Linked DNA regions of Homo sapiens: region 1 is linked to region 2. The links are chromatin loops, found by intact Hi-C in ENCODE. Cell type or tissue: ascending aorta. All regions are shown on one strand. Links, peaks and the distances in the headings refer to the core of each region. The heading gives the core; the rest is flanking DNA. Region 1 overlaps NOTCH2 (notch receptor 2). Region 2 has its middle 25 kb from the start of ADAM30.

The links. Peaks named below come from ENCODE experiments on the same cell type or tissue, not always from the same donor. Only the 100,000 strongest peaks of a DNase experiment are listed, where the experiment ranks them.
Region 1: a loop joins it to region 2, with 4 times the contacts of the local background. A loop is called at or near these places in 17 of 110 quality-filtered maps.

Annotation. Positions count from the first base shown.
Region 1 is chr1:119,930,330-119,947,163 of GRCh38, reverse strand. It overlaps NOTCH2 (notch receptor 2), which reads left to right. Exons shown (of 34, transcript NM_024408.4): 18 at 5,410-5,638; 19 at 6,408-6,609; 20 at 9,154-9,307; 21 at 9,698-9,882; 22 at 11,560-11,692. Among named protein-coding and RNA genes, the nearest start is that of ADAM30, 42 kb to the right of the region's middle. RefSeq lists an enhancer at 10,199-10,924. In ascending aorta, for the core only: no CTCF peak of the experiment used is centred there; no DNase peak of the experiment used is centred there; H3K27ac peaks cover 1,082 bases.
Region 2 is chr1:119,863,032-119,879,865 of GRCh38, reverse strand. No RefSeq gene overlaps it. Among named protein-coding and RNA genes, the nearest start is that of ADAM30, 25 kb to the left of the region's middle. In ascending aorta, for the core only: a CTCF peak has its summit at 8,781 (motif pointing left); a DNase peak (open chromatin) is centred at 8,735; H3K4me3 peaks cover 603 bases; H3K27ac peaks cover 1,096 bases.

The DNA of each region.
Region 1 (16,834 bases), core at 582-8,581, 72 kb before region 2:
TATAGTTCATGCTTCATGTATCTTGTTTAACAAATCTTCACCTAATCCAAATTTGAGGTTTATCTACTGTGGTTTCTTCTAAAAGTTGTGTAATTTTAGCTCTTACATTTTGGCCTATGATTTGTTTTGAGTTAATTTTTACATATTGTGTGACTTAAAAGTCAAGTTTAATTTTGTTTTCTTACTGTACTAAACTAACTTCTTATTAGTTGTAGGTTCGTAGGTTAGCCTCTAGATAGTTTAGATTCTTAGGATTTTCTACAGATACAATCATCCTGTCTATAAATAACCCTTATGCCTTTTAATTTCTTTTCAACCCTGTATGCCTTTTATTTATTTTAGTATTATTGTACTAAGATCTTCAATAAATACAGAATAGAAGTGGTGAGAGAAGCCTTACCTTGTTTTTGATCCTAGGGGAAAAGTATGTAGTCTTTTACCATTAAGTGAGATGTTACCTATAGGTTTTCATAAAGGCCCTTTATCAAATTGAGAGACCTTGTACTTCTGGTTTTTAAGAGGTCTTTTTGTATTTTTATAATGAATGAATGTTGATTTTTTGGTGTGCAATTGATTTCTCTACATCTGTTGACATGGTGATATTATTTTTTGGTCTTTTAATGTAAGTAAATTGTCATCAACTTTATTTAACATTTTGCAAATGTTAAAAGCTAATCTTAAATTTATGGGCTATATTCCACTTGGTCATTATGTGTTATTCCTTTTATGTATTATTGGATTTGATTTGCCAAAATGTTGTTAAGGATTTCTATATCTGTGTTCATGAAGGATATTGTTCTCCAGGTTTCTTGGACTACCATTGTCTGGTTGTGATAAGAGGGCAATGCTGTCCTCATAGAACATATCAGGAAGTGTTTTTCTTTCTACTTTCTGGGAGAGTTTGTGTAGAACTGGTGTGTTTTCTTCCAAATATATAGACATGGAACCTTCTTTCTGGGAAAGTTTTTAACTACAAGTTTGGTTTTCCTAATACATATAAGTGCCATATGGGCTATCTGTTTTTAATTGAGCTTTGGTAATATCTGTCTTTCAAAGAATTAGTCCAATTCACCTGTTTTGTCAAATTTGTTGACATAACATCAATTTGTTTTATAACATTTCCTTACTGTGCTTTAATAGTCTATTAGATCTGTGATGGTTTCCTTCTCTTGTTTCTACTATTGGTAATTTGTCTCTTCTTTCTTTGAAAGGGAAGAATGTCTGTTTTGCAGATTTTTTTCATACAGTGTTCTATAAATGTTATTAATTCAAATTGGATAGGGTAGTGTTATTCAGGTCTTTTATGTCCTCTATGACTTTCTGTCTACTTATTATTCATAGAATATAATAAGGAGGCTTTCTGTTTACTTCTTATTCAAGAGTATTGAAATCTTTTACTATCATTGTATATTCATCTGTTTCTCTAGTAATTCTATTTGTTTTGGCTTAATGAATTTTGAAACTCTAATCTTAAGTGCATAAACATTTAGGGTTCTTATGTCCTTTTGAGGAATTGACCCATTTATCATTTTGAAATGGCCTTTTTAAACTCTTGTCATATTTCTCTCTCTGAAGTCTACTTTGCCTGATACTGATATAGCTACTCTAGCTTTATTTTATTATTAGAGTGTGTTTTTAAAAATCCTTTTACTTCTGGCCTGTTTCTCTAAAATGGGTTTCTTGTAGAGAGCGTATATTGGGTCTTGTCTTTTTTTCTCCAGTATGATGGTGTCTATCTTTTAATTCAGGTATTTAGACTGTTTAAATTTAATGTAGTTTTTATATGGCTGGCTTCAAAATATGCCATCTTGCTGTTTGCTTTATCTTTGTTCTTCTGTGTATTGTTTCCATTTTCCTTTTTCTGACATCTTTTGAAATAATTGAGTATTTTTATGATTACATTTTATCTACATACATAAATTTCAAAACTTTATCTATATTCACTACCATATTGGTTACATATTTTTTAGTAGTTATTGTAGGGTTTACTGGTGTGCAGCTTTAACTTATTATAATGTACCTTCAATCGTACCACTTCATATAGAGGAGAAGAGCTGTACACTCACATTTACATTCCTCCTGGCCTCTCTTCTATTGTTGTTATAAAATGTATATAGCATTAAACCCATCAAATATGTAATTAAAAGGTCAATTTTTTTCAAGATATTTGAAAAATAATTTAAAAGTCTTTAAGTTACCTACGTATTTTCAAGTCTTATTGGTCTTTATTCTTTTATGTAGATTTGTGTTTCCATCAGGTATCATTTTCCTTCTGTCTGAAAAAATCCCTTGAATATTTTGTGTAGTCTTTGTCTCCTGGTGATGAAGTCTTTCTGTTTTTGTGTGTCAGAAAGGTTTTTATTTTGCTTTAGTTTTCAAAGATATTTTCACAGGGAGGAGAATTCTAAATTGACTTTCTCTTTCAGCACTTTAAAGCTATCCTATTATCTTCTTCCTTGCATTATTTCTGAGGAGAAATCTGCTGTTATTCCACAATTCTTTTATCTGTTCCTTCATATATAATTCTCTCTCCTGTGGCTGCTTTTAAGATATCCTCTTTCCACTGATTTTTACCAACTTGATTATAATGCCTGTTGGTGTGGTGGTCTTTTTTTTTTTTTTTTTTTTTTAGACTGAGTCTCGCTCTGTCGCCCAGGCTGGAGTGCAGTGGCGTGAACTTGGCTCAATGCAAGCTCCGCCTCCTGGGTTTGCGCCATTCTTCTGCCTCAGCCTGCCAAGTAGCTGGGACTACAGGTGCCCGCCACCACGCCCGGCTGATTTTTTGTATTTTTAGTAGAGATGGGGTTTCACCGTGTTAGCCAGGGTGGTCTTGATCTCCTGATCTTGTTATCCGTCCACCTGGACCTCCCAAAGTGCTGGGATTACAGCGTGAGCCACCATGCCTAGCCTGGTGTAGTGTTCTTTATGTTTCTTCTGTTTGGAGTTTACTGATATTTTTGGTTATGGGTCCAAGTCTGGAAAATATTTTAACCATTATTTGGTAAATATTTAGCCATTATTTTTTTCAAAAGTTTTTGCGTCTCCCTTTTATAATGTTCATTATGCATTTATTAGGCTGCAAGGTTGATTTATTTATTTTTCAGTGTTTTTTCCACTTAGTGTTTTATTTTGGATTATTTTACTATTTGAAGTTATTTTGTTATACTTTCAAGTTTACTAATTGTTTCCTCTATAGTTTCTCGTTTACTGTTCATCTCATTTAGTATATTTTTCCCTCAGATATTATGTTTTTATATGTGGAAGTTTAATTCAAGTCTTTCTTTTAACGTTACCTCCCTCTTTGTCATGTTCATGCTTTTATTTCCTTCTTGAATATATTGAGTATCGTTGTTTTCTAGTTGATAATAATTGACCATATTTTATTGTCCTTACCTACTTTTCTACCATATGAGAAATTCCTGAGTATGTTTCTGTTCATATTTTTTCTACTCATTTTGAATGTATTTCCTGCTTCTTTGCCTGCCTGGTAACTTTTTACTGGATGCTAGACATCCATCTTACATTGTTCCATGCTGAATTTTTTTAAAAATCTTTTTTAAAAAAACATTTTTGAGCTTTGTTCAAATATTCAATTATTTGGACATAGTTCAATCCTTCAGAGTCTTACTTCAAGGTTTGTTAATTGGTTCCAAAATAGTCTTTAGTTGAGGGCTAATATGGCTCACTACTACAACAGGGGTCCCTCAGGACTCTACTTACTGCCACGTGGTTTTTTTCATTCTTATTGAATAAACATGAGCTGTTCTCAGCCCAGTGAAACCTCTAGGGATTATTCTGCCTACTTCTTTCTGGTGGTTCTTCCCCCAGCCTTAATAGTTTTATTACATGTATGTACTGACCGATCCTTAGTTACTTGTATAGTGATTTAACTTCAAATGAGATTATCACAATGCATTAATAATGGCACCTTAATTTACAGGATATATAACTTCAGATTATCATATAGAGGCCACCATGCTAGGTGCCGGCAGTGATAAGATAAATAAGTTTTAGTTTCTATTTTCATGAAGCTCATAGTCTGTTAGGGAAGAAAGACATATAGACACAGTTCAAGACCAGCCTGGCCACATGGTGAAACCTGGTCTGTACTAAAAATACAAAAATTAGCCAGGCGTGGTGGCAGGCACCTGTAATTCCAGCTACTCGGGAGGCTGATGCACGAGAATCTCTTGAACCCGGGAGGCGGAGGTTGCAGTGAGCCAAGATTGTGCCACTGCACTCCAGCCGGGGCAACAGAGTGAGACTTCACCAAAAAAAAAAAAAAAAAAAGACATATGGACAAATAATTTTAATGATGTATTACAAATAGTGAAAAAGTATCCAAGGCACAATTGATGGAGAACTTTAGGGAGTGAGATCAAGCTGTTTGTATTCCTTTCTCACATTAAGTAACATGTCATTCAAAATATTGAGTATTTTTAAATTTTTCTGTATGAAGTGGGACCAACAATATTTACAATGAGTTTAAAATAATTCAGTAAATTATGGATGGTGAGTTTCCTGAAAGATGCTATGGAAATTATAGTAGCTGTGTACTGTGGTTAAGAAAAACTGAAACAATTTTTACAATTGCTTTAATAGAGATTGCAGATGAGTCTTATAAGGGAATTAGTTCAAGAGATGAATAAAGTATATTAAATGTTTCGCTAATAAAATAAAGGTCACATTACCCTTTAGTTTAGTATTTAGTTTTCATTTTACATGTATGACCTGTCTTTGCAATTATATTTTTAAGTTCCTTAAGAGCCATAGCTACAGCTTATTTTTCTTGTTCTGATTTGTATGGCATATAATTGTAGAGTGCCGTGGCATGACTGTAGCTTAAAATTTGTTGGTTCCTTACTATGAGTATAAAGTGTTCCAAGATCAAGCTATGTGATATTTCAATTTTTATTTAAACTGTGTTTCATAAGGCTACTGAAATCTAAAAGAGAGAGAAAAAGAGAGAGAGAGGAGATGGAAATGAAAGGGAGAGAGAAGATTATATAATTAATATGCCTGGAAAAACATGAATATGTGTATTTTGTCCTCCCCCACACACTCCACAATCACATATACCTTTTGAAAATATTGATTGATATTCTGTGTATTGGGGCACATATTTGATTTCCAAATGTGTGAGGGACCAATGCAAGTTTTATGACTATTAATTTTACAAAACTGTTGGTGGTGACATAGATGAAGTTTATTCCAATTAATAAACAGGTTAAAAACTTCAAGCAAGTATTATTGAATTCATTTTCATAAATGAGGGAGTTGGCAAAATTGAATGAAAAAGTCAGAATTATGCTGCCCCCAGCATGACTTAGTTCAGGTCATTCACTTTTATGAATCTAAGATTAAACTGATGCTACTCTTCAGAGGTCTAATTCTTTTGTAATGGCTTAGATCCTTGCCAGAATGGAGGTTCCTGTATGGATGGAGTGAATACTTTCTCCTGCCTCTGCCTTCCGGGTTTCACTGGGGATAAGTGCCAGACAGACATGAATGAGTGTCTGAGTGAACCCTGTAAGAATGGAGGGACCTGCTCTGACTACGTCAACAGTTACACTTGCAAGTGCCAGGCAGGATTTGATGGAGTCCATTGTGAGAACAACATCAATGAGTGCACTGAGAGGTGAGCAACCAGTCCCTCGGGCATCAGCATCTTACGAGAGAAAGGGAGAAAGGGAAGGAAATTTCAGAGCACAATGCTAGAATTGTGGAGCAGGGATGAGGTGTCCACATGGATCCCAGTCCACAGTCATCTCCTATTGCCCGGTTACTGGTTCCTGATAAACATATATAATAGAAAGTTAAAGGTCAGAGGTTGCAAAGTTTATAGGGATGGTTTATTATTTCTTGCTTAGGGAACAGAAAGAGCTATAATTTTGTTCTGTTCTTCCCTTGGCCTCTCATTCATTTCAAAAATCCAAAAATTCCAGTTTTTCTGCAGAGATTGGAATTGTTACTAGTCTTTAAGTAATTTCTGGGAGTTTTGTTTCATTTCTTTTTATAATATTATGAGCATGTTTGTTCTATTTGTCTTTTATAAATAATCTATAGTGAATAGGACTTTTCAAATAAATTAAATTGACTTAGAGATAAAATGAAATGTGATACATGGGAAAACTACAGAAGGACTGGGTAAAACCTAGAAAACTTCATTTTCTGTAGGTATCTATAGTAAGCTCAGTCTTTTAAATACTTCTAAGCCTTTGATTATAGAAAGGAAGTGGGCACCTCAGAGCTTCTGGCACCCAATCTAGCTTGTAAGAAAGTTTAAGGGATATGGGTTGCTCAGAGGTATTTGCCTCTGTATGATCTTAGATTCCAGAAATCTTACTTTGTAGTAGTAAGTCACAGGCACCAGATACATAGCTGATGTTGCTCTGTTTGCTTCTTAGCTCCTGTTTCAATGGTGGCACATGTGTTGATGGGATTAACTCCTTCTCTTGCTTGTGCCCTGTGGGTTTCACTGGATCCTTCTGCCTCCATGAGATCAATGAATGCAGCTCTCATCCATGCCTGAATGAGGGAACGTGTGTTGATGGCCTGGGTACCTACCGCTGCAGCTGCCCCCTGGGCTACACTGGGAAAAACTGTCAGGTAATTGACTTCCTTCCCATTCACTCAGCTCCCCTAGAGCAGCTGAATATTATACCTGTTCACTTTCTAGTCTGAATAAGTTCCTTCTAAAAGAGAAAATTGTGGATCTCAGGGATTCCCTGAGATAATCTAGGTAACTTCTTAATAACTTGCAGATTCCAAAATGGTGCTGGCAATATGATATAGATTCACAAACATAAGATCTTGAAAAGAGGCTAACCAAGAACTGCAGAAAAATACATGTGGGAAATAAACACAGATTTTTGTTTTTTGTTTTTTGTTTTTTTGTTTTTTACATTGGAAGCACAAAAAGAACTGAAGAAAATAGAGAATAATCAAAATAACCTTTTAAAGGTCAGATGCAACATCTAAGTGTTTAATAATGATAATTGTTGTATCTTGCAATGTGGTAACATTCTCAAAACCAAACAATTTACATATCTTTTAAGTTCAAATATGTAAATACACACTTCCATTAAATTTTAGAATGGAAAGAGCCCTTATAGGCAACTAATCTAACCTTCGATTTCATGGAAGGCGAAACAGCCCCAGAGGGGCAAAGTAACTTTTCCAAAGTTGCATACCAAACAGCCCTGTGTTTAATTTAATGTTATTCTACCTCTTTAATAGTGATAGAATAATAACTCCAAAGAACATAGGAATAAATGGCCAAACTTAACTTGACTTACAGGGCGCACTTAAGTAAGGCTTAGGCTATATTAGACATGTGAGCACCCACCTCCACAAAATTAAGCAGCTTGTTGCTGATTCCATGGATCACGAGAGCATTTTTGGTTGGGCTCCTATTTGTTCTCACAGTGTAGATTGGCAGTGCTGGTGAAGCACTCCTCCCTTCCTCCAGCAAACTGTCTATATTGTGAATTTGGCCTTCCTCTCCTCAAGGGGCCAAGCCACTCCGTGTGTGAATTAAGATGAAAGGTGCCAGTCCTTGTGCACTCTTTGCTTCAGATTTTTCATAAGTCTGATTGCCTTCCTTAGAAATAAGCTCTTAAACGGTTTTAGGCTTATTAACAGGCATTAAGTCCTTTTACCCATATTCACCAAAGATAGATTTGGTCAAGACCCATGTGGATTTCTCACACAGGATTAGCACAGAAAGTATGAACCTGTCTGACAGCTTTAACTCTTTCTTTCTAGCATTACAGGGTGGCTATACATGTAGGCAAATCATGTCTAGAGCATTGGGAATAGCTTAACCTGTTGGGTTTCCCTGAATTTTTAAACTTTTTTGGTAAGAACTTTTTAAATAGAAGACCTAAGAGGAATTAGACTACAGCAGGCCCTCAAGTAACTTTGTTTCCTTCGGTGTCATTTTGTTACAACATTGAGTGGGGGAAAAATCTGTTTTTGGCCAGAGCTGCTATCTGTGTGGGGTTTGCATGTTCTCCCCATGTCTGTGTGGGTTTTCTCCAGGGACTCCAGTTTCTTTCCACAACTCAAAGTCATGTATGTTGGGTGAAGTGGACATGTCTACATTGTCCCATTGTGCCAGAATAGGCTCTGGCCACTCATGAACCTGAACTGGAGTAAGTGAGTTAGAAAATAAATGAATGGGGCCGGGCACGGTGGCTCACACCTGTAATCCCAGCACTTTGGGAGGCCGAGGCAGGTGGATCACGAGGTCAGGAGATCGAGACCGTCCTGGCTAACACGGTGAAACCCCGCCTCTACTAAAAATACAAAAAATTAGCCGGGTGTGGTAGCGGGTGCCTGTAGTCCCAGCTACTCGGGAGGCTGAGGCAGGAGAATGGCGTGAACCTGGGAAGCAGAGCTTGCAGTTAGCGGAGATAGCGCCACTGCACTCCAGCCTGGGCAACAGAGTGAGACTCCGTCTCAAAAAAAAAAAAGAATGAATATACCAATTATTATAAAATGAAAACCCATAAAGCCTATGATAATCATATGAGTGCACAACAATAAACAATGTGGTACAAAACCACCCAGCAAGCCTGCCATATTGGTTAGTGTTGCTTTCTGAGCTGTGTGGTGGTAAGAGGTGCTGACGGTTTTGCTTTGCAAACATTTATTCCTTGACTTGACCTGCCACCACTAGGACTGCTATTACTCATGGATTCACCAAAAATTGGATAAATAATTATCTTGTTTTTATTAATATTTCTTAAATGAATGTATAGCTTGTTTATTTTAATGTTTAATATCAGAAGTGGGTGTTAATTTGAAGTTTAGTGATTTTTTTTTTAACCAGAAATAAGTAGAGGAACTTAACTCTTTTTTATATCAATTAGACTGTGGTAAAATTGGTTTCGTTATATATCGTTGTCCTTAAAGTCACAGTTTCCAAGAACCTAATGATGACATTAAGTGAAGACTTAACGGTACGTAAAAATGGTTAGGTGTACCTCGGAACACTGAATCTAGTTTAAGGGCTCTTTTACTAGATGAAGGCTCTTTTTCTTTTTAATCAGTTTGCTTTTCTTTGATTTCTTGTAACACAATATAACTTCTTTTCTTCATTTCTAGTATTTGAATTTTGATGTATGTACACCCCTGCCTCTGTTTCAGACCCTGGTGAATCTCTGCAGTCGGTCTCCATGTAAAAACAAAGGTACTTGCGTTCAGAAAAAAGCAGAGTCCCAGTGCCTATGTCCATCTGGATGGGCTGGTGCCTATTGTGACGTGCCCAATGTCTCTTGTGACATAGCAGCCTCCAGGAGAGGTAAGCTTTGCTCCCTTGGGCTCAGGTCATTCACTGCAGTATTGACTGTCCAGTGGCATTTAGAGAAGGTATCATTTTTTTGTGGAATAAGAGGGAAGGGCAGATAGTAGTGGGTGGGCAGGGCTCTGGGGAAAGGGCTCAAGACAGAAGGTGTAAGGGTAGAGGAATAGGTTCAGAGATTCGGAGAAGAATGTATTTGAAATGAAACTAAGGTATATTCCACTTTCAGGGTTTATTTTTAATATGCATCTGGTACTGAGGGTTGTGAAGAACTGGCTAAGAATAAGATTGGATGTGTCAGCCAGTTTAGATTTACTTGCTCATTGGTTGATTTGAACCCCATGTGTCACATGTTCTTCTATGACATTTCTCCCTCACTGGGTTTCCCAGGTGTGCTTGTTGAACACTTGTGCCAGCACTCAGGTGTCTGCATCAATGCTGGCAACACGCATTACTGTCAGTGCCCCCTGGGCTATACTGGGAGCTACTGTGAGGAGCAACTCGATGAGTGTGCGTCCAACCCCTGCCAGCACGGGGCAACATGCAGTGACTTCATTGGTGGATACAGATGCGAGGTGAGGACACTGAGCAAGCAGAGGTCATGGACCTCCCAGGAGATTGTACAACTGTTTGAGCACTGATATATTGAATTTAGCTGCTTGTATCTTATATTGATAGTTTATAGATTTTTACCAATCCCCGTCATAATGTTTACCACTGTTTCTTTCAGCCTCTCTGTGCAATAAGTTAACAGGTCCCTAGTATGATATTTTTATAGGCGTCTGGAACCATCCCAGCTCCTTAGGCTTGCTTTTAGGATTCAGAGCCAAGAGTCACTACCAGAGTGCATTTTACAGGCCCACCCAACATAGCAGTCCACACTTCCCTGAATAGCAGCTGAGATAGGAAAAACTGCTTTGTGGAGTGTCCCTTTGGCCCCTGTCACCTTTGTATTTAGTCATTAATCAGTCAACTAGCAATTTTCTCTCAAAAAAAAAAAATGTTGCTCATCCTGTTCCCCATAGCATCATGCTAAACGTTACATGTATATATTTGAGGAAGTATGTGTCTTCAAGGTACATGTCACTATTTTAATGTCTGGGCTGATAATGGTTAGAGCAAGCAAGATATTAGCAAAATGCCTGAGACATTAATTTGATACCAATTCAAACCATCAAGCAACACTGAGAAAAGCTTTGCTTCTCTATTGTTATATAAATGAGCCAACGATAGCTTCTGTATTTTGGCCCCTAGGTTGTTTATTTCTTCACAGCAGGCTGGGGCTGGGTCTCATTAGCTCAAAAGCCTACCAGTGCCAAACCCAAATTTTGACACATCTAGTTGTTTTAAACATAGCCCCCAAATAAGCAGATTTTTAGCTATTTAGAGCTTGCCTGCTTTGCATAGCCTGTAAAACTGCAGCCAAAATCTGCTAGCCATAGTATAAGTAGGACAAGATATACCCTGGGGCCATACAGACCCCAGGCTGATGCTGGCCTTTAGAGCTCTCTGACCCAGAGATTCCTGCCACTGGCTGTTGAGTGACATCACCTAGACTCCTTCTCTGATCCTTCTTTCCCAGAGTTTACTTGCTGTCTTCCCCTTACTCACCTACCCCTCTGGAAGGTCTCATGCTATTTGGGACTTCTCCCAGGTGCAAACCTGTCAAAGTGTCCAAATAAAGCCACCTCACAGCCATATCTTTTTTCTTGGTCAGCCCTGAAATCCTTCCAACCCCTACAGCCACCACAGCCAGCCAGCCAGCCCCACCTCCCTCTACCCCTAAGCCTATCTCAACCAGTTTCTCACACATAGATCCAATTTCCTAAACCTGGAGATCAATAATTGCATGTCTGTACTACCATCCACATATGCCTTTTGACCGAGTCATAGGGTCCTCATCACATACGGAGGAATGTGTATTTTAAAGATGAGGAAACCTGTACCCAGGAGGAACAAAAGGTTTGCACACAAGTCAAATCTGAAACATCCTTCATTGTATTCAGTCCTTGCCTTCCCTTTAAAGTGCCTTTTTCAACTGAAAGAGGAGTAGGTAAATGCCAGTAAGCTGCAGGTTTTCTGTCCCTGCATAGAATGATTAGCAGAGAGTGTGATGGTTCCAGAGAAAACATACAAAAGCTAAATTAGGAGGTGGGAGACAGTCACAGAAATGTTCCAGATCTCACTAGCTCTCATGGTCTGTTTCCAGTAATGGTCCAATATTTCTTGTCCTTTTTGTTTCCTCATGGCAGTGTGTCCCAGGCTATCAGGGTGTCAACTGTGAGTATGAAGTGGATGAGTGCCAGAATCAGCCCTGCCAGAATGGAGGCACCTGTATTGACCTTGTGAACCATTTCAAGTGCTCTTGCCCACCAGGCACTCGGGGTATGAAATCATCCTTATCCATTTTCCATCCAGGGCATTGTCTTAAGTTATAAATCCATTCTTAGTGTTCAGGGGATTTTATAAAATTAAAGATAGGAAGACTAGCTTCATTCCAAGCATTTAGTTCTACATCCTAGTAATTCAAGCCATTTTATTCTCCCATCTCTTGCTAGCTCTGATGTTGTGGTTTATGTTGTCAGTTTTATCTGGTTGTTTGGCATCTTGATATTCCATGAAACACAGAATATGGAAGGGATACAACATTAGCATAACATTAAAAAATTAGCCTGGTCAGTAAGATTTCTTGTTGCTTCACAGAAAAGCAACTAATGGCCTCTAAAATAAACAATTTACATTTACCTGCTTTTGTATTTTTTTAATTAGCCAAGTCTTACCTCTATAAGGTGGGGGAATGAATGAAATGAAAATATCTGCCTATTTTCATAGCTTCAGGGGAGGATACTGATGGTGTAAGGTTCTACCTTAGGATGCAGTAAGGCCTGATGAGAGATGCAACCCTGGACTGTTGAGTGATGGGGCCATCATTCTTCTGTGGGCATTGCCACTGCTTTTGAACTGAGTGGTATGGCCATCATTCTGCTGTGGACATTGACACTGCTTTTGAACCATCCCTTGGAAAGAGCTTTGAGTATTGTTTGTTAGAAGGGATGTAGTTATGCTGGGGCCTACTCTGAGAAGGCTGTGAAAAAAATGTAAAAGGCCATCCACACTGGTGAGAAATTCATCCTTGTTAGTGTCAAAGAGAATAGAATGCCAGAGAAGTATTTGTATTGCCTTAGAGCTTTGTGTCAGTAAAGTTTGATAATTTGCCACCCCAGGTATCAGAGTTTGACTAAATTAAAATAGGAGAGTACCCTAGTAGTAGGCTGATTATTAAGGAATGAGGTTAATGGGAAGAAGAAAACTAAGGAGAAACAGTCTTTAAGTATTTGAAGAATTGTCCTGTAAAAAGGAGAATTGTTCTTTATTCTAGAAATCAGTGGTTGAGTAGAAATTAATTCCAGTTCATTGTTAGTTTGTTCCTTTGAGAAACTGTACTGGTTAGGACAAGCTACGATTCTGGTGATAGCTGTTATCGTAGTTCATTTATGTTGCTATAAAAGAATACCTGAGACTAAGTAATTTATTTTTCGAAAGAGGTATATTTGGCTCGCAGTTCTATAGGCTGTACAGGAAGCACGGTGCCAGCATCTGCCTCTGGTGTGAGCGTCAGGCTGTTTCCACTCATGGTGAAAAGTGAAGAAGATCCAGGGACCCAAACACCTCCCATTAGGCCCCACCTCCAACATTGGAGATCACATTTTAACATGTGGTTTGGTGCAGTCAAACTTCAAGCTATAGCAGCTAATTAAACCTCAAATCTCAGAGCTTAATATAACACTGATTTTGTCACTCAAATAAAGTCGAATATGTGTTGGGCTACCTTTCTCTGTGTTTTAGATATGTGGTTTGAAACACCTGGCCTCCAAGGCCTCCACAGTACAGGGAAGAGGGACAGACTTGAAGGGTCATACAGCAGCTTCCACTAGCTCAGTCTGGAAGCAACACATATCACTATCCCTCGCAGTATATTGACCGGAATTATTAAATGGTCTCTGTGACTTCAAGGGAGGCTGGGAAATATAGGAGAGTACATGAGTATTCATCAAACTCTAAAATCACTACTATACCATGAACTTTTAATTAATAAGACATGTCCAGTCCTAGAATGGATCATTTCAGAAGGAAACAAAATTTTTGTCTCTTCTAACCATATGGTAAAGATGGCTTAGAATACTAGTTTTGATATTATCATTGACAGTCTTTTTCTTTCAGCACTTTGAATATATCATCCCACTGCTTTCTGATATCCATGGTTTTTAATGAGAAATATGCTGTTAATCTTATTGAGGTTCCCTTATATGTGATACATTGCTTCTTTCTTGATGCCTTCAAGATTCTTTATCTTTTGATAGTTTGATTATGATGTATGTAGGTATGAATTTCTTTGAGTTTATCCTACTTACAGTTCCTTGGATTATTTTACTGTGTGTGCTTGTTTAGGTATGTGGAACAGTATTTTTTTATCCTGACTTAACTTCTCTGGCCATTGGTAAACATTCCAGGAAACTCTCAAGTCCCATAACCCCATTGTTAGAGTCATCACAATGTGTGTTTTGGTCACCATATTTCTAAGCCTTAGATCTTTGCCTGCATGTCCCACCAGTTTCCCAGGTCAAGGGCTAAATGTAACAGTTCTGCCTCTTCCTACTACTTTGCTTCAGGCTGAGGTTGAGTTCTCTCTCAGTTGATAGATCTGTTTATTTCTGGTGGTTCCATTCTGATGGGGAAATATGCATTTATGCTCATTTTACTAGCAATCCCTAAATATCAAATATTCTTTGAGACAGGGAGCATATACTAGATTTTGTTTGTTTTTACTTTTTTGTTTTCAATTTACTCTATGTATAAGGTGATATATGCATATATGCATATAGACCAAAAGTGTATTCACACATAGAAAAGTATACAGTGAAAATACTTCTCATTCCCATCTCTCTTCTGGTGGGCAAATTTTCCCTCTCCTGCAAACATGTAATCGCCACTTTTGGTTGTTTGTGTTTCTTTCTAGAATTTTTCAAAAACTGTATCCTTCAGAATTTCTTTATGTAGAGAGAAGCCAAATGCAAAGATATTTTATTTCCTTTACTTTTTACTCTGAAGATAGAATATTAGACACATTTTTTGCACTTGATTTTTTTTTACTTAATTGGAGATATTTTCATATCAAAATATAGAACTTCCTCTCTCTCTCTCTGAGATAGATAGATAGATAGATAGATAGATAGATAGATAGATAGATATTTGTTTGTTTGTTTGTTTTGAGATGGAGTTTTGCTCTTGTTGCCCAGGCTGGAGTGCAATGGTATGATCTCAGCTCACCGCAACCTCCGCCTCCTGGGTTCGAGTGATTTTCCTGCCTCAGCGCCCTGAGTAGCTGGGATTACAGGCATGTGCCACCATGCCTGGCTGATTTTGTATTTTTAATAGAGACAGGGTTTCTCCATGTTGGTCAGGCTGGTCTTGAACTCCTGGCCTCAAGCAATCCACCCGCCTCAGCCTCCCAAAGTGCTGGGATGACAGGCGTGAGCCACCACACCCAGCCTGAACTTCCTCAATATTTTTTATAGCTACAGAATTCCCTTTTACAGGCATACCATATTTTAACCAGTGCCATCATGATAGATATTTCAGTTATCTTGCAGGCATATAAGTATATTGGTGAAATAAATTTTCAGAAATAGAATCGCTGGATTGGATAATATGTGCATTTATCATTTTAATCAGTGATTGCAGTATATCAGCATATTGGCTTTTTCTTAAGGTGGAGAATATATTTTCATTTAAGAATCATTTTCTTTTGATTTTTTTTGCAGTTTCTTTGTTTATATATATATATATGTATATATACATATATATATATATACACACATATATCTTTTTTCCCACATTAAGTTGTTGATGTAATGTTTTGTGGAAATTGGCTATGATATAAAAAAACAAATATATTCCCAGTATTTTTTTATCTTTTTTCTTTATAGTGATTTTTAGTGCACACTTTTACTTTTTAATCAAGTTGAATTTATCACTTTTAAAATGGCTTCTGGATTTTGAGTTGTAGTTAGCAACATCATATACACTTGAAGATCGTAAAGAAATTCTCCCATATTTTCTTCAAGTACTTTTGCCATATGACTACTCATTTGTTAATACACAATTTATTGAATATTTTGTTTTTTATATATATAATGATTTGAGATGGCACCTTTGCCAGATTCTAAATTCCCATGTGTATTTTTGGTGTTCTTCTGGATTTTCTTTATTTTCTGTGTTATTCTATTAATTCACCAATAACGTTCTATTTCAATTATTAAGGATCTTCTTCTTCATAGTTTTCCTGGTTATTTTTTTTCACATAATTTTATAATCAGCTTGTCTGTTAATAAATTCCTGTTGATAATTTTTAGTGGGGTCTCATTAAATTTATGAATTATAGTATAGAGAAAACTGATAACTTTATGATGAGGAGTCTTGCTAACCAAATCCTGGTATGTCTTTCCATTTATTCAAGTCTCTTTTGTGTCTGTTAGGACAGTATTAAAGTTGTCTTCATTTAGGTGTAACACATTTCTTGTGAAGATTGTTCCTAGGTATTTTATCTTTGGTAATTTGGTAATTGCTTTTGAAAATTGGGCCTTACTTTACATTTAAAAAAAAAAATCTTGCTTTTGTTAGTGTATGCTACAATGCAAGTGGCAGGAATACATACAGAACTGTTTTCTTTTGTACCTTTTTTTTTTTTTTTTTTAAGACAGAGTCTTGCTCTGTTGCCCAGGCTGGAGTGCAGTAGCGCAATCTCGGCTTACTGCAAGCTCCACCTCCCAGGTTCATGCCATTCTCCTGCCTCAGCCTCCCGAGTAGCTGGGACTACAAGCGCCCGCCACCATGCCTGGCTAATTTTTTTTTTGTATTTTTTAGTGGAGACGGGGTTTCACCATGTTAGCCAGGATGGTCTCGATCTCCTGACCTCGTGATCCACCTGCCTTGGCCTCCCAGAGTGCTGGGATTACAGGCTTGAGCCACTGCACCCAGCCTGTACCTTTTTTTTTAATTATGATTATTATTATTTTTTGAGACAGAGTCTTGCTCTGTTGCCCAGGCTGGAGTGCAGTGGCATAACCTCGGCTCACTGCAAGCTTCATCTCCCGGTTTCAAGTGATTCTCCTGCCTCAGCCTCCCAAGTAGCTGAGATTACAGACATGTACCACCACACGCAGCTAATTTTTGTATATTTAGTAGAGATGGGGTTTCACTGTGTTGGGCAGATTGGTCTTGAACTCCTGACCTCAAGTGATCCGCCTGCCTTAGCCTCCCAAAGTGCTGGGATTACAGGTGTGAGCCACTGTGCCCAGCCTCTTTTGTGCCTTTTTGAATTAATCATAGAATAATTTCTAGAATAGTCATTGATTTCTTTTGTTTCTTTGTAAGACACTATATGCAGATATTCATACTAGATGGCTCATTTACATCTATAGTACAATAAATTAGTCCTGTTTTAAATGGAATAACTTTTGAACTCTC
Region 2 (16,834 bases), core at 5,729-13,728:
ATAGCTTGATCTAAAGACAAGGAGGACCCATTGAAGTATTTCCAGCAAAGAAATGACTCGATCCAATGCGTGTTTCAGAAAGTCCACTCTGCTGCAGCGAGGAGAATGGACTGAACTCCACCTCACCCCTCCAAGTCAACAAAAACTTCAAGCACTGCAGAGTCCAGGCTTCTGTGGCCACTATAGCAACGAGAAATACTGCAGTGCATCTGGGGCAGATTCCGGAGGCAGCAGCACTGAAAAGCATCCAGGCTCAGCCACTGGGTGGATTGCCATGGAGGCTGGGCCAGTACTGGGCATTCAGAAAGCTGACCCCCGCCACAGAGAAGAAAGTGGTGCCAAACTTCGGTCTCCTGCTAGAAGGCCCCACTCTCTGACTCTCCCCACTTCCTTAGGCTGCTGGGTGGTTGAGCCAGTTTACATAATAGAGCCCCTTACTGGACCAGGAGGAAAAATTAGCTGCAGCCAGGTTGAGAGTGAGGGGATCCAGGGAACACCCACCTCCCCTGTCTATGGGCAGGCAGTTACTCTGCTGAGAATAAGTAAAATGGAAAAAAACCAACATGGCACCCTATTAAAAGATTCTACAACATAAAACATGGAGAGCATAGCACTTAAGATGTTGATGAAAAGCATACTGGGAAAATTATTCACCTCCAGGAGCTAATACATTTTAGAAAGAGCTAGCTCTATTCTCTCAAGACATTTAGAAGCATATAGATTTTATAAAGAAATAAAAAATAATATGGGGCATTAGACTTTAAGGAAAAGAGGGAGAGCTAAGAGCCAGAGGACCTAGATGAGATGAGTAAATATTAAAGAAAAGAAGAATGCAATTTCAACAAAAAATCAGGATTTGAAGCTATAAAGTACAAAACTGTCAACGCAAAAAAAGAATGCAAGAAATGAAAAGCTAAGAAGCTCTTGTAAATACAAAGGGGAAAACAAACAGGTTAAAATATTGAAAGAGAACATTTGAGCTGTGGGGAAGAATGAGTGAAGACTCAATGAAAAGGTAGTAGATGTTCCTGAAGGCATGAAAACACATTGTGAATGCACTCTTTTCTAGGTTGAGGGTAGATCTAAGTTGGCAAATCTAGTACTAGGAGAAAAAATGATAAAAGACAATATGCTTAGACAAATGTTAGTTGAAAATTGAATACTTTTTTTGAAAGAGAATGTGGGGAAGCCAGGGTACCTACCAAGAAAGAAAAGACCCCAGTCTGACATTGGATGTCCCTATAATATTCTCCACCAGAAGTTAAGGAATTGTCTAGGAGCTTCATGGGATTAATTTCTCACCCAAGAATTCAGTGCTTAGGAAGAAATGGAATCTTTTCTTCTTTATGTCTTTTATAGCATCTGGAACAGTATATTAGATGAAATTGTAGTTCAAAAATTATTTTTTATTGAAGCTACTTGCAACCATTCTGTGGGAGTGTGAAAAGCCATGAAGTGAAACTGGATCTTGCCTGGAATGTAGCCAAAGTGGGCCATTAAGCATATGCCATTTGTGTATGAAAGCAACTAGATCAAAAGAGATTTTTTAAATATCCAAGGGCTCTGAAAATATGCCAACAAGTGCCCTTCCTGCAAAACAAAAATTACTCAAAGGTATGGTCATTTGATGGCAAAATAGTAATCAAAGAACTTAGGAATGAAAAAGTTGTCACATTAATGTAATGATGGTTAAGACAAACCAAATACATACTGAACTAAATCCAAATGATTATAAATTGATTTCTAAAACATTCTGAATATCAAAAATAATTTTAAAAGGCCGGGCGGGGTGGCTCATGCCTGTAATCCCAGCACTTTGGGCAGCTGAGGCAGGTGGATCATGAGGTCAGGAGATGGAGACAATCCTGGCTAACACGGTGAAACCCCGTCTCTACTAAAAATACAAAAAATTATCTGGGCATGGTGGCACGTGCCTATAATCCCAGCTACTCAGGAGGCTGAGGCAAGAGAATTGCTTGAACCCAGGAGGTGGAGGTTGCAGTGAGCCAAGATGGCGCCATTGCACTCCAGCCTGGGGGACAGAGCAAGACTCCGTCAAAAAAAAAAAAAAAAAAAATTAAAAAAGGTGTATGAGATTTTCAAATTCAATCATAATAGCAATACTACAAAATAAATGTTTAAATTCCATATATTTAAACAAAATATGGGGAGTGAAGGAAAAACAAAGGAGAAATAAGCCTATGCGAGTTTTGCATTTTACATAGAAGGGAATCAATACATATACTTTCATTTTTCACACAAATAGAGAAATTAATTCAAGCTCAAACTTTTCTAAACATGTCTTCTTTAAAAATAAAAAACACATGGTATAGTATAATTTAAATTGTCACACAATGGTCTGTTGTTCTCGTGGACCAATTTCCTCTTCCTAGAATAACAAGCACGTGGCTTATGTTCTCGCTCTTTCCTCTCCTGTCTCGCATGAAATTCAACATCTGGGTTGAGGACCAGTAAGGTCATCTGAGTCAAGAGTTTTTACTTTTGTCAACCTTACAGACCTCCGCATCCACTCCATATCACAAGCACACTCACATTCTGCACCCCTGTTACAAGACACTCATTGTTCTAGTCCAAGATCTCAAACTTGGTACTTCCACTCTCTGACTATAACTTCCCCATCTTCTTCCTTTCCTATTCCCAGCAGACATCTTACCTAATGTATTCCCCCACTAAAACCCGTAAGAGTAAACCCCTCCCAATAATCCACTTCATTAGCCAACGCCCTTTGAGCTGCCTTACCTCTTAGTGTAGCCAAGGCTGTATGGTCAATGAGATGAATAAAATTTCTACCTCCTACAGCCCTGCCTTGTCTCTCTCTTTCTCTCTCTCTTCTTTTTTAGTTGTGCAAAATTTTACATCGTGATCTAAACCCATTTTGCCTCTTCCTCCTTCCCCAAGCCTACTTTTGTCTTTAACTTCCTGTAATCCAACTTCTTTATCTCCTTTGTATTAAAATTGTATTTCAGAAGATTTGTAATGACTCAAAAATTCTGATGAACATTTTGCAGTTATCATTCATATTTGAGTCTCCTGGCTGTGACTTACTAATAACCATGGTTTGTTAAAATCAGTCCTGGGAATGTCAAAATAAGTAAGAGCAGTTTCCTGCCTTCCAGAGGCTGATAGTCTCTTAGGCAAGCTAAGCACATAACCCAGTAAGAGTAGTAAAATATTACAGGAGCCGCCACCGAGGCGTGTAGAATTGAGTTCAGGGCAAGCTTCTAAGGCTGCAGCCTTTGACTCAAGGATGCTATCATGGCCGAGCTCTCTTCCCACCTCTGAAACCCCCTTTTTTCTCACGTTCCTTCTTTGGATCCCCTTCCTCATCTGTTTTCTGAAGTGTGGACATTTCTCATACTTCAGGTCCAAATCCTCTCTTCTTATCACTCCACCCACTTTCCCTCACAGACTTAACACATTCCGTGGTAACCAAAAAAAGATTCAAAATCTGAGTCTCTCATCCCTCCCTGTATTCTGAACTCCTGGGTCTTACTGCTTCATGTTTTTCACTTGGAAAACTCATCTCCAACTTACCATCATCTCTATCCTATTTCTCTATCTCTGTCAATAGTTCCCGCATTCTCCCATTACTCAGACTTAAAACAAAAGTTGACTCCTCTCAAGCACCTTCCTTACCCCACCAAGTACTTAGATGCTTCCCAGTTCCTACCATTGCTTCTTTGAAATTCACATTTACTATTGTTAACAGTGCTGCAATAAGCATATGTGTGCATGTGTCTTTATAGTAGAATGATTTATAATCCTTTGGGTATATACCCAGCAATGGGATTGCTAAGTCAAATGGTATTTCTGGTTCTAGATCCTTGAGGAATTGCCACACTGTCCTCCACAATCGTTGAACTAATTTACACTCCCACCAACAGTGTAAAAGCATTCCTATTTCTTCACGTTCTCTCCAGCATCTGTGGTTTCCCCACTTTTTAATGAACGCCATTCTAACTGGCGTGCGGTGGTATCTCATTGTGGTTTTGATCTGCATTTCTCTAATGACCAGTGATGATGAGCTTCTTTTCATATGTTTGTTGGCCGCATAAATGCCTTCTTCTGAGAAATATCTCTTCATATCCTCCTCCCACTTTTTGATGGGGTTGTGTTTTTCTTGTAAATTTGTTTAAGTTCTTTTTAGATTCTGGATATTAGCCCTTTGTCAGATGGACAGATTGCAAAAATTTTCTCCCATTCTGTAGGTTGCCTGTTCACTCTGATGACAGTTTCTTTTGCCGTGCAGAAGCTCTTTAGTTTAATTAGATCCCATTTGTCTATTTTGGCTTTTGTTGCCATTGCTTTTGGTGTTTTGGTCATGAAGTCTTTCCCCATGCCTATGTCCTGAATGGTATTGCCTAAGTTTTCTTCTAGAGTTTTTATAATTTTAGGGCTTACTTTTAAGTCTTTAATCCATGTTGAGTTAATTTTTGTATAAGGTGTAAGGAAGGGGTCCAGTTTCAGTTTTCTGCATATGGCTAGCCAGTTTTCTCAACACCATTTATTACATAGGGAATCCTTTCTCCATTGCTTGTTTTTGTCAGGTTTATCAAAGATCAGATGGTCGTAGATGTGTGGCATTATTTCTGAGGCCTCTGTTCTGTTCCATTGGTCTATACATCTGTTTTGGTACCAGTACCATGCTGTTTTGGTTACTGTAGCCTTATAGTATAGTTTGAAGTCAGGTAGCATGATGCCTCCAGCTTTAGACTGGATAAAGAAAATGTGGCACGTATACACCATGGAATACTAGGCAGCCATAAAAAAGGATGAGTTCATGTCCTTTGCCAGGATGTGGATGAAGCTGGAAACCATCATTGTCAGCAAACTAACACAGGAACAGAAAACCAAATACCACATGTTCTCACTCATAGGTGGGAGTTGAATAATGAGAACACATGGACACAGGGAGGGGAACATCACACACTGGGGCCTGTTAAGGGGTGGAGAGCTAGGGGAGGGAAGGCATTAGGAGAAATATCTAATGTAGATGACGGGTTGATAGGTGCAGCAAACCACCATGGGACGTGTATACCTATGTAACAAACCTGTACATTCTGCACATGTATCCCAGAACTTAAATATAATAAAAATTAAAAAAAAAGAAATTCACATTCACACATACTTTCTACTTCTTAGTGTGACTATATGTGGACTTTCTTATTTCTCCCTAGTGAATTTTACTACTCTTAAAATAGGAATTAATTTTTTCTTTGTGTCTCTTACAGCATCTAGCATAATATACTTCATGTAGTAGTTGTTCAATAAATATGTTATTGAACCTACTTACAATCATTCCATGGAGGCTTAGAGAGCCATGAAGTTAAACTGGATCGTGCCTGTAACATAGCCAAGGCTACACCCTGAGTCATGGACTGCAGGGCAGGAAAGATCCTGCAGTCTCACCTCCTGCATGTGGGGCTAGACTATCCACTTGTCCCTGTTTCCACCAACAGCGCCACTAATCAACTCTGGGACATCTGGGGCAAGGGTGCTTCCAGTTAGCACTGTGGCAGTCTGCCCAACTGATAGGAAACTGAATTTGGGGTGAGGAGGTAGAATTCAGAGAACAGGCTTACTGTAGAGTCCTCACAATCAAGTTGACAGCAGATAAATTGAAATATGAGACACATTTTCCCATTCCTCCATGCAGAATATAAGTGAGAATACCTGTCCAGTCCCAGATTTAAGTATTTTCCTCTCTCAATCAAAAAGCTCCATCCCTACAGTCTTAAAAAAAAATAGAAAGATGGTTGTGAGAAAAGCCTCATTCTAGAGAATAACTCTTCACCAGCTAGAGGCTGGACTGAAACAGGAACATCTAGCTCAAAATAAAAGCACCATGATGAAAATCTCCATTCCCAGACACAAGGAGCTCATGCACCACCTCTGGCAAATGTACTTGTCAACTCATGCCAAACATTTTTACTGAACTGGGAGCACTGACAGCAATGGAAACCTCCCCCAGCTCTTGAGGCTCATCATGCTGTAAAAGAGAGCTGAGAGAAAGTGTGGTCAGTTTTCTTTGACTCATATCCACCTAACCTCCATTGTTCACTTCTGCTTCATGTCCCAGAGCACTATTCCAAGCCCACACTGAAATTACATTTCTGGATTAATAACAAGCACAAGAAAATAAATCACATCTGCCCCAGGCGTGAACCCAAAACCAAAAGCAGCCACAGAGAAGAATTTGTGAGCTGAGCTTAGGGTCAACTTTAATTCTGAAGGAAATGAACCTTTTTTTAAAAATCAAATAACAATCTATGTAGACAAAACATTTATCTACACTGCTCTAATTAGTTTTGGGGTCTTTAAAACCTCTTTCTTTCTCGTGTAGATATCTACCAGAGCAGAAATTCTGTGATAAGATGGCCTGAGGCCAAATACAGTTTAATAAAGTGCTTCATCTTTATCCAACCCTCAGGACTATTTTCATTTCCTAAAGGAACATCCAGGTATCCAGGCATATCTCTAGAACATCATCTCACTGGGGCTTATAAACCACCTGCCCTTTCTGTCAGGACATTTCCCTGTGCCATCAAGTTCAAGTAAAAGGCTGCAGTGCGGTCACTGCACCATTGCTGCCAGCTTCTATTTTTTATTTTGTTGTTGCTCTGTGTGTGTGTGTGTGTGTGTGTGTGTGTGTGTGCATAGGCATGCATGCAAGCATGCTTCCACATGTTTCCATCAGGAATGATCTTTCGGGAGAACATAAGAAGTGCATGTGGGAATCTCATGCTATGTCTTGCAGGCTCTGTCTCATCTCTGTTGTCCATTCTCTCCAAATTTTCTGGACTCTGTTGGAGATTACCAACCCTTGCTTCTGCCTTTAGACATCCTGTCTAAATGCCTCTAAGACACCTGGAACACTCTGACAACCCTGTCCTTAAGGAACTCTATCCTCTGGGCTCACAAAATACCTGCAGGTAACTGGGCTGTGCTGTGCTGTGCCAGTTTCCACACTCTCTGCTTTGAGAGGTCCCAGGAGTCAGGACAATCCTTTCCCCCCGGAAAGCACTTGGCACCACAGTCCCAGGCTTTAGAATACAAAGGGCTCCAGGCTCCTCTGAAGCACTGCTGTTGCTCTGGGACATTAGGTATGGCTTGTGGTTGCCAGCACCATCTCTGCACAGAGGGCCTCCTAGAGTCCTGGTGACATCGCTGGCCTGGCTGGGACCAGGGTTACCTCCTATCCTTTCCCTGTGTGTCATATGGACATAATAGTACCCACAGCTCAGTATGCTGTGCCGACTGAAATAACCCAAATGCACACTTAGCACAGTATGGTTCCTGGTAAAAGCTCTGCTAATATTAGTTATTAGGATATGTACTGACAAGAAATAATATTTTTTCTTTAATTGTGTAATGCAATATACAGAAGTTGAATAAAACATAGGTATAAATTCTTGCATATGTTAACATGCAAGCACTAGCTAGGACTAAATACTAGCTTCCCACATGCCCCTTCCTCACCACAGCACCCCTCATATCCTTAGCAATGACCATTACCTGATTTTCACGATGTTTGGTTCTTTATAATTTTCTGCTTCTCATGCCCGCCCTCCTGATGGGTCTAGGTTTTAACCTGTGATCATACACGTGTATTCTCTTATGCCTGGGTTTTTTTTTAACTAAATGTTGTGGATTTAACAGTCATCACTGATTCACCCACTTTCGTTGCTAGTGAAATATACCATAATCTGTTTATGCACATGCTTGATGATGGGCATCTGGGCTGTTTCCAGTTTGTGGCTGTTAGGCACAGTGTGGCTGTGGTCATTCATGTAATGGTGTCCGGGGGCATGGGAGCACCAATGCCTCTGGGTTACACACAAGGAATGGAATTCCAGGCCCTGTGTTTCACTAATCTAAGCCTTTTTGAGGTTAAGAAAAAATTGGGCTCTGCATAGCGGCACACACCTATAATCCTAGCTACTTAGGAGGCTAAGGTGGAAAGATTGCTTGAGCCCCGAAGTTCGAGGCTGCAGTGAGCTATGATCACATCATTGCATTCCAGCCTGGGAGACAGAGTGAGACCCTGACTCTGAAAAAAAAAAAAAAGAAAGAAAGAAAATGAAAGAGTCCCCATAATCAGCGGAAAGGAAAAGGGATAAGAAGCTGTTTTGTAGAAAGAAAGGCAGCTAGGGGATGCTTGACCACGGTAGGATGTGTGGGCACAGAGTAGGGTCGGGGGCATTCCAGAGAAAGGGTCTGCCCTTCTGCGGATGACAAGAGAACCACCTTGACAGTCAGCTCGCCCACCGCCCCCCGTGCCCCACCACTCTTCCGCATGTGTCTCTTTGGCCCTTTTCTCATCTGTCTCCACCTCCCCAGTCTTGCCATTCTCCTCCTATCTTGTTACTGCTTCTCCTCCACTCTCCCAATTGAATTGCCCCAAAGCACACAGCAGGAGGCCCCGGACTACTGGAAGGTTTGCTCAGTCTGAGAGAAATACGAGGGAATATTTTCCACCAACAGAAGAAGCATGAATGCGTCTTTCTCCGGTTAGGATCTGTTTTCGAGGAAATCAAATAAGATTGCTTCACCCGAGGCTCTGAGCCTCCACAGCCAACTCCCGAGGCCTGGGCAGTGCAGGCCTTAGGCCGCTCCCTGGAATGGTGTGACCAAAAGTCAGGAACCTCTGGATACGCAGGGCTAATATTTGCCACAATCTCCCAGGAACTGAAACCGGCAGGCATCTTGCTTCATTACAGAGTTCCAAGGGAAAGCACCATGGCGCACTCTTGTGGCCCCCGTGGGGACTGCAAGCAGAGCCCTAGGGGTCCTCCTGGCCCTAGAAGCAGTGCTAACCTGGAAGACCAACTTATTCTTTAAGTATAGTAGGCACCCGCGCGTGTTTTACTTTGTTTTAAAATCAGAGGAAAATAGAAGGAATCAGCAGGTGTAGCGCAAGTCCTTTGTCCTTGGTGATCCCTAGCAAGGAACTTCCCTCCTCCAGGGAAGGGGTCTTACCTGGAAGGCCCAGAGTAGAGTTCCTTCAGCTCTTGGAGTTCAGCCTCAGTTTATCTTTTCTCCTTTTCATGCTGGAGGATTTCGGAGCTCAGGGCAAGAGTTTTCTTGGAGGTCACAGTTGCTGCCCGTGTTAGGAGAGATGAGGAAGAATTCCATTATGCATTTTATAAATGGCCCAATTTTCTTCCAACCTACATGGATGAGCTGAAGTGAAATAATGGTTTAAGGAGGTCAAGTCACGAAAAAGGTCTCAGTGGGACATGGCAGCACTAGGGCAGCTCCTAAGTGAAAAACTCAGCGCCACCACCAGACAACTACTTCCTCAGTCCCATGGGCCTGGAGACTGTCGTGGGTGGGAGAAAAAGAGAGATACAGCCATGAGGGGAAGGTGCAGGATCCCAAGAGTGTGTGAGAAGAAAAAGAATAGTGAATAAAATGATTGAAAACAAAGGTGTTTTAAATTATGCTGGGAATGAGGAAGCTGTGATTACCTCCCTGTTGAAGTAGAGTCCCTTGAGATACCTCTCATCTGTCAGGAAGCCTCGTAAGACCCCACATCACCATAGAGCTGTTGACCACAAACAACAAGGTTCAGTATGCCAGAGCTCCAAGCCATTTGGCTTCCCTCTGAAAATCACATTATGCTGATTTATGAGGAGTGCTAATAAAATTAAGCTTATCACATACCATATATTGAGCAATTATGTACCAAGCTTATTAAGATCCATTGGAGTCCTAGCCTGTAATTGCTCAGTGGGTAAAAGTAAGTTTTCAGAGTGATGAATTATCTTTGAGTTACTGGTACAATATGAACTCACTTCTCAATGGGATAAATAGAGGCAGTATAAATAACTCTGTATAAAACTTTTAATAATAAGTATAAAAATCACCCACTTTCCAGATAAATATAAAAGATAATTCATTAAGAACAAAGAGTGCTGCTCAACTCCATTGTTCTTCAGAGAAACAAGAGTCTCTTTACGCCCTTCAATAAGCTGTACTTATCTTGACCTCTCAGTCCATGTAATAAAACAGAAAGCTTCAATTTGTAAGTTAAGATTACTGGAGTTCAAAACAGAGACCATAAAGTAGCAGTGAAAACTGGCATCATGCTTCTGGAGTTGGAAATGGGCACATACAAAAGAATATATGGTTTGGGAAGGAACTTCGGTAACATATTTAGTTTAATAGGGACCTAAAGGCCACGGAGTATTTGATCCATAAGCTAACCATGACCCTACACACTGATTATTCTGGTTTGACTTTGGCCAACAGTCACTATGTTTTTAAACTTTTATTTTAGGTTAAGGAGTATATGTGCATGTTTGTTATATAAACTCATATTCCATAGATTATTTCATTACCCAGGTACTAAACCTAGTACCCAATAGTTATTTTTTCTGCTCCTCTCCCTCCTCCCAACCTCCGCCCTCAGGTAAGCTCCAGTGTCTGTTGTTCCCCTCTTTGTGTCTGTGTGCTCACATTATTTTGCTCCCACTTATAAGTGACAACCTGCAGTATTGGTTTACTGTTCCTGAGTTGGTGTAGATAATGACCTCCAGCTCCATCCATGTTCCTGCAAAGGACATGACCTCTATTTTAAGAAAGGTCAGGGAATTGCATAAGAGAATATCCACATGAAATGGAGAAAACACAAAAGATCGGGTTGCAAATAAACCTTATGAGAATCATAAACCATACCTAGTTTCAAATTTTATTAATTGATATTATCATACTCAAGAAGAAAGCTAATTGTGAGACACACACAAATCACAAGTATGAGAGCACCACCATCATTCCCCAAAGAGCCTCCCTTCCATATTAGGAAATAATGTAGCCCAGATGTAATATAAGAGCTCTGTAAGTGATGTGCGAGATTGTAACTTACTTAAATATGGAGCCATTTTTGGTCATTTCCATTTGATAAAGCTGATAGTTGCATAGACTATGTGACAATTTCCAAGTAACAATGGCATGCAAATCTACAGATTCCAGGTCTCACTACCATGATTACCTATGTAGATCAGACACATCTTACTAAAAGCATTCCACATATAAGAAGGTTTCCAATAGTAAGGACCATTGGTGTATTTACCAGGCAGCCTGTCACTATCTGTTTACAATGAAAATTGACTGGGCTACCTTTTTTCTTTTCCCAGGCTATCCTTCAGTAAAGGGAGATCATAGCAGCTGAAAGAAACAGTTCTTTGTGTCTTTTCTCCAAATCATTTTGTGGAGATTTTAGCCAAATCAGCAGGAGTTCAATTTTCCTTGTCTAAGAAAAGGAACAATGATTCCTTCCAGCGTTGGCCATTAGTCAGTGCCAGATCTCAGAGAGTTAGTTCAGAGTATTATTCTTAGAAATAGCATGATAGCAATCCTATCTGGAATCATTACACACCTAAGAACACCCCTATGGTGTGCAATAATCTGTCTCTAAGGCTTTTTATTATATCCTGGACACATATCCTTTTCCCAGTGGTGAAACCAGTTTACAGGTACTGTTTAACCTGGGATGGGGCCAAGCAGAAGCCTGACCAAGCTTGGAATTGAGCTGCATACAAAGTTGGCTTCCATAAGGCTACATGATGTGAAGTTAAATTCCATCCTGAAATACTATTAGGAATACACATTCCAAATTTAAATGTATAGATATGGTATCTTTGGGATGGGTATCAAAGTTCTACGCCTGTAATCCCAGCACTTTGGGAGGCCAAGGTGGGCAGATCACGAGGTCAGGAGATAGAGACCATCCTTGCTAACATGGTGAAACCCCGTCTCTACTAAAACTACCAAAAATTAGCCGGGCGTGGTGGCAGGCGCCTGTAGTTCCAGCTACCAGGGAGGCTAAGGCAGGAGAATGGCATGAACCTGGGAGGTGGAGCTTGCAGTGAGCTGAGATCACGCCACTGCACTCCAGCCTGGGTGACAGAGCGAGACTCTGTCTCAAAAACAAACAAACAAAAAAAAAAAAACAAAGCTCTTGGTACAGGATGTGCTCTCAGAAGTTATGTTGCTGGACTCTGTAAAAGGCAACCATCCCCTCACCTACACACTTGGGCATTTCCTGTCCAAAGGCCTCTGAGACATCTAAGACATGCCAGCAATCCTACCTTTGAGGAGCTCCACCTTTATAGGCCCCCAAATAGTGAAGGTACCTGGGAAGTGGATTCTTCTCTGCCCACGGTTAGGCATTGGTGCTACACTTGGGCCTGGAACCCTGAGATCAGACAAAATAAAAAAGAAATTGTGAGGTGGGAAAGATATTTTATTATACTAAGCTATATAATTGCATTCTCCCTTTACCCTTCATTCCACTTCACAAATCTAGAAGACATTCCAGTGGGATCTGCACTTTACTTACCCTCATTCAAGCTGAGGACTCAATAATTAGAATAAACTACAAACCCAACCTTTATGTTTTGACTACCATGTGTTTCAGTTGAATATCAGGGATTTCATTTTCATTTTCAGAAAGGCTACTGCAGTGAGAGTGATAAGTAATGTGTTATAACTATGTAACATTACATTCCCTGAACTATCTATTTATTCAGAGTGTCAAATTCATTAGGCTAGTGTTCCTTTGACCACACATAGGAAACCCAACAAATCTTAAAAGTGTGGGGTCTGTGGGCTGGGATAGGGCAATATCAGCTAACACTTAGGATTCTCTCAGAGTTCACTGGTTCTTAAGTGGATGGAACCCTTGATTGTCAAGTTTCTGTATCTTTTCTTTAGGAGATTATAAGTCTAGATGCCTGCTATTTTCATGTTGACAAAAATGTGTACAAACTATGAAATGCCTTCCATATGTTCCTAACTCCCAAGACACATGTTTACTGAGTCCTTGATATGTGCAAGTTCCCCTTTGCATCCATCTCAGGAGGAGACTTCCTAGGAACCCAACCTATATCACCTGAGATCCCTGTTAGCCCCTCTGTACAGTCCTTCCCTGCTTTTGGTGCGTTTTTGCTCCTCAGGATTCTTCTAGTAGGACTATCCTTGGGCTACTGTAACCATTTTGCACCCAGTCCCCCAAAACGGGATGTATACGGGAGTGTATAATCCACATATCCCATTTATCTCTCTTCCCTCAAGGCATTAGCCAATCACTAACAGATGCAGCAGGAAATTTCGGTTTCATGGGCTGGGGAAGGATAGCTCTTAAACATAACTTACCTCCAAGTTCTGCTGCTGCTATCCAGATAAAGCTCCCTCATGGCACTTTGCCTGACATCACACATACACAGCAATTGACTCAAAATGGATATAGACCTAGTTGTAAGAGCTAAAATATAAAAGTTCAGGAGGAATCCATGGGAGAAAATCTTTCTGAATTTGGGTTAAGCAAAGAGTTCTAAGATAATACAGCAAAAGCACAAGCTATAATAGAAATCATTAATAAAATGGACTTCATTAAAATTAACAACCTTTCTGCTTCTAAAGAGACCATTAAGAAGAAAATAGTCATAGGCTGAAGGAAAATGTTTGCTAATCATACATCCTACAAAGGACTTGAATTCACAATATATAAAGAACTCTGTTAACTCAACAAGAAGAAACCTAATTTTAAAAATCAGCAAAGGGCATGGATGCACATTTTAACAAAGAAGAAATATAAATGGCTAAAAAGCATATAACAGGGTACTCAAAGTCATCAGTCTTTAGGTAGATGCAAATTAAAACCACACTAATATACCACCTACACCCATGAATATGATTATGCTTTTAAAAACACAGAGAATACCAAGCCTTGCTGATTATGTGGGAAAACTGGAATCCTCTACTATTGCTGGTGGGCTGGTGGAAAGGTCAAATAATAGTCACTTTGGAAACCAGTTTGACAGTTTCTTAAAAAGTTAAACATATGGTTACCATATGATCCAACAACTCCACACCTAGAAATCTATCCAAGAAAAATCAAAACATATGTCTACACCAGATTTGTTCTGGAATGTTCACAACAGCATTATTTACAAGGGTCAAAAACCGGAAGTACCTCAACGTCCATCAGCTGCTAAATGGATAAACAAAATGTGGTGTGTCTGTGGAATGGAATTCTATTCAGCAATGAAATCTCATATATGCTGCAGCATGGATGAACCTCAAAAACACGTTAAGTGAAGGAAGCTGATTGCAAAATACTACATATTGTTTTACTCTATTTCTATGAAATGGCCAGAAAGGACACATTTATAGAGACACGGAGCAGAGTAATGATTGCTTGGGGCTGGAGTAGAGGGGGTGGGTGAGGGAGGAGAGACTGACTGCAAAGGAGCTGGAGGGAAATTGAAAAGGTGAAGAAACTGTTCTAAAACTGGATTTTGGTGACAGCTGCACAACTGTATGAGTCTACTAAAATTGTATGAATTTGTCAAAATGCATTAAGCTGTATACTTAAGAGGAGTTTTGTTTTTTTTTTTTTTTTTGCTACAGAGTCTTGCTCTGTCACCCAGGCTGGAGAGCAGTGGTGCGATCCTAGCTCACTGCAGCCTCCAACTTCTGGCTCAAGTGATCCTCCTGCCTCAGCCTCCACAAGTTGATTAGGAACAATTGTATAGTATCAGTACATAAACCAAAAAATAAATAGATAAGTGAAAAAGTATAGATAACTCATTATAGATCATTGTCTATAAAAATTTAATACTTAGTAATGATATGTCAAATCAGTGAAGAAAATAAATTTTAAAAAATAGTCTATGCTGGCAAAATTTAGTGTCCATCTGGAAGAAAATAATGTTGGACCTCATCACACTCAAAAGTAATTTCTAAATGAATTTAAGCCTAAAACGTAAAATAAAATTTTAATTTAATTTAAAAAGCTTTCAAGATAACTTAAAGTATATACATAATATTGGCAATGGGGATAAATTTTCCAACTAACACTGGAAACCCAGGAGATGCAAAGTAAAAATGACATCTGTGATAGCATTAATACCTTCCCATTTTTTCACATGTTATATCTCTTTATTTGTTGAGGCTTTCTAGCTTTTGTCCATTTAATCCTGTGACCCTGCTGAATTCACAGATTAATACTAGTAATTTTAAGAATGTTTCTTAGGATTTTCTACATACATGTTTGTTGTGAATACAGATTGTTTTACATATCATTTCCACACTTTATTCCTTTTAATTTGTCTTTGTTTTTTATTATTGCACTAAGACCTCCAGGATGTTAGTGAATAAATGTGGGAAGAGCTGACATCAATCCCTTATTCCCTGTCTGAGATGGAAAGCATTCAGCATTTCACTATTAACCACGATATTAACTCTATGTTCTTCTTAGATGCATTTTGCAAGTTAAAGAAAATTTATTCTATTCTTAGTGTGCCACATGTTTTGTTTTCTTTTTAAAATCATGAATGAGTTTCAATCTTGTCAAATACTTTTTCTGCATTTATTGAAATAATTGTATAATATTTTTATTCTGTCATTGGGCTGAATTACATTAATTGATTTATGTTCCTCGGATAAACTAGACTTGGTCAGGATTTATTATACCTGTTATATATTTGGATTTGATTTGTTAATATTTTGTAGGATTTCTCGAATCTATGTTTACGAGAAAGAGTGGTGTATAATTTTTTTTCTTATAAAATTTTCTGATATTAGCGTTATACTTACTTTGGTTTTGGTATCAGGGTTATGCTTGCCTCAAAAACGTTGAAATGTTTCTTCTTCTATATTCTGAAGAATTTAATATTTGTATCATGTCATCCATAGATAAAGAAAAGAACTCAACTTGAAAGCATCTGGGCTTCGATTTTGCTTAGTGTCAGATTTTTAAATTATAAATGCAACTTCTTTCATGGGGGAGGGATATTCTTGCTATTCCTTCTTGTCAGTTCGGGTGAATTGTACTTTCCAAGAGATTTGCCCATTTTATCTGAGTATTGCTTTTATGGGTGTAAAGTTGTTTATCATGATGTTTTATTATCCCTTTAATGTCTGTAGAATCTATGGATATCACCTTTTTAATTCCTGATAAAAAGAAAATTTGCATTTTCTTTCCTTTTCCTTAATTCATCTTTGTAGGTATGTATCAGTTGTATTAATCTTTTAAAAAACAGCTTTTGGCTTTAATTTTTAATTGTTTATCTGATTTTTATTTCATTGTTTTCTGCTTTTTATGATTTCTTTTGTTCTACTTACTTTTAGTTTAATCTGCTTGTCTTTTTCTAGAATCTTAAGACTATAAATTTAGATCATTAATTTTAAAATTTTCTTCTTCTCTATTACAGACCTATAAACTTATGTGTTTTTTCCTAAGTATCACTTTAGCTTCATCTCACAAATTTTAATATGTTTTGTTCTTATTTTCATTAAGTTTGAAGTATTTGCCAATTTTCTCTCCAGCGAGACTCCCTCTGGCCATAGCACTGGTTACTCCTGGACCGGCTTTGGCAGTTCCATTTAAAGTGATTACAAAGATGGCTTTATTTTGGGCGAGAAGTCGGTGTTCTAATGAACATGGTCATGATATAGTCGACAGATGAAGTGATGGTAATTTCCCTTGTGCTGGGGTTTCCAAAGGCTTGAAGTATTTCCTTATTAAAATTTTCAAATATAAAACAAAGTTGAAAGACTTTTACAAACGTGGGGTGCTTTTACCTATATACCTATCCCCTAGATTCTATCATTAATATTTACTATCCTTGCTTTATCATATATCTATATATTTACCCATCTCCCAATCCACCTCTTCATTCATCTATGTTTTTTGATGCATTTCAAGTAAACTACAGACATCAGTACACTGAATTCACATCCCACTGAATCCTTCAGCATTCACATCCTTTCCTAAAGTTCAATATTTATCTATAGTTTTTTTGCT